Regions from separate parts of the Homo sapiens genome. Here regions 1 and 3 are each linked to region 2. A link is a loop called in an ENCODE intact Hi-C map of the cell type or tissue named here. Cell type or tissue: ascending aorta. All regions are shown on one strand.

The links. Peaks named below come from ENCODE experiments on the same cell type or tissue, not always from the same donor. Only the 100,000 strongest peaks of a DNase experiment are listed, where the experiment ranks them.
Region 1: it touches region 2 in a loop (2.1-fold over the local background); 7 of 110 quality-filtered maps call a loop at or near these places.
Region 3: a loop joins it to region 2, with 2.9 times the contacts of the local background. A loop is called at or near these places in 4 of 110 quality-filtered maps.

Annotation. Positions count from the first base shown.
Region 1 is chr14:77,067,386-77,069,885 of GRCh38, reverse strand. LINC02288 (long intergenic non-protein coding RNA 2288) reads right to left here. Exons shown (of 4, transcript NR_110554.1): 4 at 383-2,500. LINC02289 (long intergenic non-protein coding RNA 2289) reads left to right here. Exons shown (of 3, transcript NR_110553.1): 3 at 1-706. Among named protein-coding and RNA genes, the nearest start is that of LINC02289, 7.6 kb to the left of the region's middle. RefSeq lists an enhancer at 1,337-1,396 and a silencer at 1,366-1,660. In ascending aorta, a CTCF peak has its summit at 1,461 (motif pointing right); a DNase peak (open chromatin) is centred at 1,485.
Region 2 is chr14:77,007,259-77,009,758 of GRCh38, reverse strand. No RefSeq gene overlaps it. Among named protein-coding and RNA genes, the nearest start is that of IRF2BPL, 20 kb to the left of the region's middle. RefSeq lists an enhancer at 1,834-2,363. In ascending aorta, no CTCF peak of the experiment used is centred here; a DNase peak (open chromatin) is centred at 1,418; H3K27ac peaks cover 2,273 bases.
Region 3 is chr14:76,916,189-76,918,688 of GRCh38, reverse strand. No RefSeq gene overlaps it. Among named protein-coding and RNA genes, the nearest start is that of LINC01629, 42 kb to the left of the region's middle. RefSeq lists enhancers at 95-154, 1-391 and a silencer at 1,209-1,503. In ascending aorta, a CTCF peak has its summit at 1,384 (motif pointing right); DNase peaks (open chromatin) are centred at 358, 698 and 1,358; H3K4me3 peaks cover 455 bases; H3K27ac peaks cover 1,968 bases.

The DNA.
Region 1 (2,500 bases), 60 kb before region 2:
CTTCATTTTGCCAAGATGTTGCCCATAGTAACCTCAGCAGTGGAGCGAGGATTCTGCACTGTTCCACTGCCCTGGGGCTGCACACCCACGTGAGCGGGGCCGACCCGTCCCAGAGCGCTTTGCCCTCAGAAGGCAGCATCACCTGCAGGAGCAATGCCATGGACAGCTCTGGCTTGTCCTCCAGGGCCCTGGCATGGTCAGTGAGAAAATGCCCCTGGGGCATGGGCTTCTCCTGTCAGTCAAGTTCAGAAGGCTTCCTGGGGTAGGTAGAGACGCTCCCTACCCAGCTGAGTTATTGAAATGATAGGAGGGAGAAGGGAAGGTCTGGGCATGTGGCACTGTGATTTTTTTTTCTTTCTTCTTTTTTTTTTTTTTTTTTTTTGGAGACTCGGGGTAGAAATGAGGACAGGAAGAAGTACAATCCGTCTGGGATTGGTTTATTTTTATTGCTTTTTAAAATCATGTGACTAATTGGTGTTCATTGAAAAAGAGAAAACAAAAATAAGCCAAGAGAAGACAGCAAAAATAATCTGTTAACATCTTGGCAAATATCCTTTTTCTCTGCATAGAAACGGAGAATACTTTTGTTTCACTTATAAAATGTTTCTTAATGTACACAGCTTTATAACCTGCTTTTTGCTTAATGGGACAATATACTAGGACATGTTTTCAGGCCAACAGATAAATATACTTCACTTGCATTGATGCTATTGGCTCCATGGTGTTCTGGTGGTTGGTAATTTACCCTGTCATTCTGTCTCCCTTTACTCAGTGGCAAAAATGACCTGGGCACCTGCACCTGGGCCTGGGCTGGACATCAGTCCTTGGCAGATGGGGAAGGTTGGCGACCAGCAAGGCACAGAATAAGGACACACGGTCCCAGCAGACCCTTGGGATGACCTTGACCACTTGGACCTTGGAGAGAGAGTGGAGAGGAGAAGAACAGAGGGCAAAGCCACATGGAAGGGAGGGTGCAGGTGGCTGGTGGCTGGAACTCCTAGAGGCTGAGCAGTGGGGGTTGCAGGAGAGAACTGGCTCCTTCTAGACAGGGGAATATCGTGGTTAGGGTTCTGGAGTCAGATTCAATCTGGGCTCTGTCACCTACTAGCTGGGGAACAAATAATTGCGCCTTGGATCATCACCTATAAAACTAATAATAGCTACTAATCAGATTGATGTAAGTGCCAGGATTAAATGAGAGAGTCTACAAGCTATAAAAAGTGCTATGTGGCAGCTGCCTTTAAACATTCCTAACATTGGCTTTGTTATTATTGTTGCTGCATTTCCAGGTAACGCAGAAGGGCTTCTCTCTTCCCTAGCCCATCCCTCTGCCTCATTTCTCTCACATTCCTGCTTCTCCTCTTTCTCTTCCTTTTCAACCCTGCAAAAGCCTTGGCTTCGGGAGCAGTGGCAGGAGGGAGGGAAGAGGAGGCTGCAGCCGCTACAGCCTCATGCCACATGGGGGCAGCAAGGCCCTCTGAAATGTGGGCCTGCCTCTCCCACCGCACCTTCTGGCGGGTGCAATGGCCCAGAAGAAAGAAATCCATACCCACCTGGGCCCAGGTAGGGGGGCACTGCCCAGAGGGGTCCCACGGTCCCCAGCCTGGGTCAGCCAGGCCCTGGCAGAGTGGGTGACTGTTACGACAGGTCCCAGGAAGGCAGGGTGCCCCAGAGTGGGGCCGGGTCTGCTCAAGAGGGAGTTGGAGAATCTGGAGAAGGGTGGGAAGGAGGTGTGAGAGTCCTCCAGGAACCTACAAGCCTCCAGGTGCCATGAGAGATGGTCCTGGAAAATTGGCCAGCCGAACTTGGTCTTTGGGACAACCCAGAAGAGAGAATTAAGTGGGAGTCAGTATAGCACAGTGGCTCAGCACATGGGCTCTGGGGGCTGGCTGGACCTGGCGTCCACTAGTGGCTCTGGCGCTTACCAGCTGTGTGGCCTGGATCAATTCACTTAACCTCTCTGAGCCTCCATTTCCTCACCTGTAAATAATAGTGGTACCTACCTCATAGAGTTTGTGAAAACTAAGTAAGGTAATATACATGGAGCACTTGGCACACTGCCCAATCCATGGCAGCTTAGTTATTTTTATCATTATCAGGTAAGTTGGCCTGAAGAGCTGGGAGACAGTTATGTATAGAAAATGAATGTGCTGGCCGTGCACATGCATGGTGGCTCAAGCCTATAATCCTAGCACCTTGGGAGGCAAGGTGAGAGGACTGCTTGAGGCCAGGAGTTCAAGCCCAGCCTGGCCAGCATGGTGAAACCCCATCTCTACTAAAAATACAAAAATTAGCTGGGGGTGGTGGCACATGCCTGTAGTCCTAGCTACTCAGGAGGCTTAGGCAGAAGAATTGCTTGAACCTGGGAGGTGGAGGTTGCAGTGAGTCAAGATCACGCCACTGTACCTCAGCCTGGGCAACAGAGTGAGACTCCCTCTCAAAAAAAAAAAAAAAAGAAAAGAAAAGAAAAAGAAAAAATGTGTTTCCCCAAGTTCACAGC
Region 2 (2,500 bases):
CCTTCATGGGTGTGGACCTGTGCACTCACAAGCGGTCCGACATTCAAAAGAGATGGTTGAATGTTCTGCTATCACTGTCTTGCAATTCTTGATCATTTGGAACAAGGGGCTTTGCGTTTTCATTTTGCATTGTGCCCAGAAAATTATGGAGCTGGTTCTGGGACCTGGAGTGCTTGTGTGTCTCCTCGCTCATAATGTTGGAGGCTCCTCGCCGTGGTAGAAGTTGAGAGGTGCCTGGCTAGGCAAAGAGGGTTGAAGCAGGAGAGCTTGTGGCTTTGCCCCTCTGGAGGCCTGAGCAGGGGTGAGACCAGTGGGTGTGAAGTAAAGCATGCTGGGCAGTGTCAGACAACTGGGTTTGTATCCTAACCCTGCCTCCTGCCAGTGATGTGCTCTTCAGTGAGCTCAGTGTCTCGGAGCCTGTTTCCTCATCTGAACATGGGGTAGCTCAACCATACCACAGGTAACTTGAGGGTTACAATGAGGTACAAAAAGTGCCTGGAGCAAGTAGGTGCTTAGCAAACATTTGTTGTTGAGTCTCTGGCTGCGGCAGGAACGGAGTTGGGTTGTGAGTAATGTGCTCCATTGCAGCAGGCTATGGGGGAAGAGGCATTGAGCCCTGCCCTGCCTCCAGGGGCTCAGAGCTGAGTGGCATCCTTGGAACCATCTTCCAGGAAATGGGCTGTCAGCTCCCCCTCCAAAGTGACAACTGTCTTTGGCCACCTCTGGCCAAGAGGCTTACCATTTCCAGAGTGACCAAATCCCAGCTCTGGCCCAGGGGTGGCAATTCCAGGCTGCCAGGCCTTGTTCCCAGGCCCTGAGTGCCCCTGCTCCTTGTTCCCCCTGCAAGAACTCACACCTTGATTTCCCGAGATCCTCTTCACACCAACGCAGGCATCACACTGCACACCTCTGGCTGGGCTAGACCAGCTCTCCTTTAAAAATAATACGGCAGTGTCCCCTTTCTGCAGAAAGCCTTCCCCTCTAGGGTATAGAGCTATAGGTTGAGGCCACATACTCCCTCCTCCTCAACGCCTCAGGGTCCCCACCCCCTTTCTGATCCTTGATTTTCCCTGAGCTGGATTAAGACCTTTAGCAGCCTTAAGAGCTGAAGGATTAAGGTGTACCTCCCCCACTCACTCACACACAAATTCCAAATAAAATAATCCTAAGCCTTAAAATAAGTGTCAGGAAGTCCAACAAAGTTTTGATTTTCCCCAGGATGACTACTTCCTTGCTATTTTTGAAGTATGAAATATTAGCTCTTAAAAAAGCAAAACCAAACCAAAACACTTTGTTGATGGCCTTTTGCTGCCAGTGGCCTGAGAACACACTTAATCTGCCTACCGGGGAACCTGGCCTTGCCTGCCCCCTCCCTGGTGCCCGAGAAGGAGAGGGCTGGCTTGCAATAGCAGGGCATTGGGCCACTCTGCCCAGAGATGTCCCCAGGGAGAGAGGGAAGCCCTGGGCCAATCAGTCCCCATAGGGGAGGAGACATCAGCAAAGCCCAGAAGGTTCTGCTGCTTCCACCCCTGCCATAGGGCAACCTCTCCTCCCCTCCAGAGCAGCCAGGGTCAATCTGGGCCCCCTTCCAGTTCTGCAGCTGGCAAGGATGGCTGGGCTGTTAGTCCCTGGGCCTGCTGCCCTTCACCCACACCTGTTGGGCAGGTCTCCCTGCCTGGCCAAGGGCTGCCCGAGCCACTCTCCCTCCCACTGTGGGGGAGGGAGCCAGCCAGTGCTGGAACATCTTCCACAAACTGGCTTTTCCAGATCCTGCTTGTAAACTCTGGTTAAAAATAAAACCCTCATGTCTGGGAAGGAGAGGGTAGGAGGGTACAGTGGTGGGGGACAGAGGAGGCAGGCAGAGGGCTATGCATAGGTGACAACAGCCCACCTTAGCAAAATGGTGGGGTATCCCAGCGAACAAGGCTGGCCGGGGAGTACCCTGCATAATTCCGGGTGGGAGGCACCTTCCAGAGCCTTTTGTTTCGCAAAGAGAAAACAGGCCCAGAAAGGGGCAAGCGGTGTCACAAGGTCTCCAGCAAACAAGCACAGGTGGAATGGAGCCTTTGGCCTTGTTCTTGCTGCCACCTTTTCCTCAAGAGCAAGGCATGAGGACAACCCTCTCTTCTTCCCTGCCAAGGATCCCCTACTCGCCAGGAGCGTTTCCCGATCATGTCAGGGCACCTTCGCCATCCCCTGCCCGCCCAGCCCTGCCCATGATCATGTCAGGACGCACCTTCGTCATCCTCTGCTTGCCCGACCCCGCCCACTCTCTTTTTCTGTTTTTCTCCCTCCCAGCGTCCATCAAGCTGTTCTCCCTTTCGCCTCTCCAAGGGAACGGATGTTTATTGAGCATCCAGCTCTGTGCATACTATGCCATTTATTCTTCTTGCCAATAAAGCAAAGCTTTCCTACAATGTTTTCTGAAGGAAATGTCACATTGCAGGGGAGAGAAGGAAAGGCTTTGTGTGTCTGAGTACTTTACAGATGCAGGGTACTC
Region 3 (2,500 bases), 91 kb after region 2:
AAGGGGCTGAGACACGCCAGGCTTTCCTGGCAGTAGGGGAAGCTGCCACTGTACGGGCCGCTCTCATCTGAAGGAGTTTCAGGTTGCCTTGAAACATTCTTGGCCTCTGTCCCTCCTGCCTTCTCTGGGTTTTTGGTTTGCTTCATTCTGCTGTAATGATCTAATCTTCCCTTCTCCCCAGGCCTGCCAGGTTTTTGATGTCTGGTGTTTCAGGCACTCAACTGGGAGCTGCTTGAGATCAGGCTGCCTGGCTTGGAAATGACTTGCCAAAGAGGCTCCAGGGAGTCTCAGTGCCTCTGTATCCCCCCCTCCCGCCAGGGGAGGGAGGGGACCAGCAATAGCATTCATGGAGGGGAAGTGCTGGGCCTTTCTCTGGGCTCTGCTGTTGAATGACGTGGGGGATGTTTGTTCCTCCTCTGTGCCCAGCTGAGCCTTGGCTGGGGTGAGGGTGAGGGTGCTCGGTGCTTAGCCTGCAGCCCTGGATGCCCGGCCTCCGGGGCCTTGTAGCCAGAGCTGTGTGTGACCTTGGTCACATTGGGCTCTTATTGCCTTGGTTTCCCCACCTGCTGGGCTGAAATTGGACTCCTTGCCGAGTCTTCCAGGGTTTTAATATGACAGGGCTTGGCAGGCACTTGGGCACCAGGCAAGGTTGTTTGTCACGGGTTCTTGAAGGGGTGGAGGGACAGGCAGGCCCCGTGCCAGCATGGAGCCAACACTCTTCTCTCACTAGCTCTGCTAGGCTCAGGCTCAAGTGTGGCTTCTTTAAATGGACCAACCCTGGGGGCCAGATCCCAGGAGCGCTCTCTGCTGTGATTCTGCAACTGTTGCTAGGAAAGGCTCTATACCTGGCCTCATGGGATGAGCTGTGGCCAGCCTGAATTCAGTGGGGTTGGCAAAGCTCACAGCTGCCACAAGAAAAATATCCCTCTGTGCTCAGGTCCTCATCCTAAATGAGGACAAGGCTGGCTTCAGAATTCCCGCTGCTTTTAACAGGCAATGATATGGGTGGGAACAGGGGTTGGGGGTTGGGAGGTAGAGTGGAAATTAAGAGAGTAAAGCAAATGACAAAAATAAAAGTAAGTGGCACAAAAAAATAGCTCTTTGTGGGAATGTCAGCAGCCTAATGCAAGCTCCCCAAGGCAGGAACGCTCTACTGGATGCATTATTTTGGATAGCACCACAAGAGTCTGGCAAATCGTAAACAGTCTCAAGGCGGGAGAGAACACAGCACTGTGTCCCACGGACACCAGCCTCACCACTCACGACGCATCAGCCTCTTGCCCAAGGCTCCCAGCCCACCCATGCCCCTTGCTCCAGCCTCAGGACAAAGCAGGACACCAAGCAATTTGCCCGCAGTCCTTGTTTTCACCAGGAGGTGGCAAGAACTTCCATATGAACTGCCTGCTGGTCAGGTTTGGGAATTACAAAGTCAGTCAGTAACCACAAAGCCTGTGAGATGGGAATCTCCAAAGGATGGGCTCTGGGCCCTAGCAGAGGTCTCTGAGCTGAAGTGGGCTTGCTGGGATCCACTGGTGAGGATGCAAGCAGAGAATGATCATAAGGACACATCTTTGTTGAGCTTTTAGTGCGTGCCAGGCACCTTGCTAAGTTGTTGCATGTATCCATCCATTGGATTCTTACAACCACCCTCTGAAGGAGGAAGTACCATGACCTGTATTTTCCACGTGGGAAAACTGAGGTGCAGCGATGTTAAGAAGGAGCTGGTCAGTAGAAATTTGTCTCCAGGCTGGGCGTGGTGGCTCATGCCTGTAATCCTAGCACTTTGGGAGGCCGAGGCGGGGGGATCACGAGGTCAGGAGTTTGAGACCAGCCTGGCCAATACAGTGGAACCCTGTCTCTACTAAAAATACAAAAAATTAGCTGGGCGTGGTGGCAGGTGCCTGTAATCCCAGCTGCTTGGGAGGCTGAGGCAGGAGAATCGCTTGAAGCCGGGAGGCGGAGGTTGCAGTGAGTTGAGATTGCACCACTGCACACCAGCTCGGGCGACAGTGCGAGACTCCATCTCAAAAAAAAAAAAAAGAAAAAGAAAAAGAAATTTGTCTCCAGAGCCTAACCCTTAGACACTTCCCATCATTGCTCCCTGATGATCATCATGCACGCAGTCATGGCACCAGGTGCCACCATCTTCTCCAGCGCTGCCACAGGCGGAGGAGAAACCTAAGTTCCCGTGCCGATATTCCATTTCCACGGCGCTTCTGCCTGTGACCTCTGGGAACTCACATATCAGCCAAGACAAGCCTCGTGGCAAATTTTATTAAGGTGTTCTCTCACTGAGTGACCAGAGCATGTGATTCAACCCCTTGGACCTTATCTTCTCCCTTTCTGTACAATAAGAGGCCTGTGGGGCCCCTCAGTTCCTTTGCTTTTCTGACATGCAACAATCTTAAGAAACAGCTTTCTTCAGTTCCTTTCCTTTTCTGACATGCAACACTCCTAAGAAACGGCTCTCTTCCAGGACTCCCAAGCACATTAAAGATGC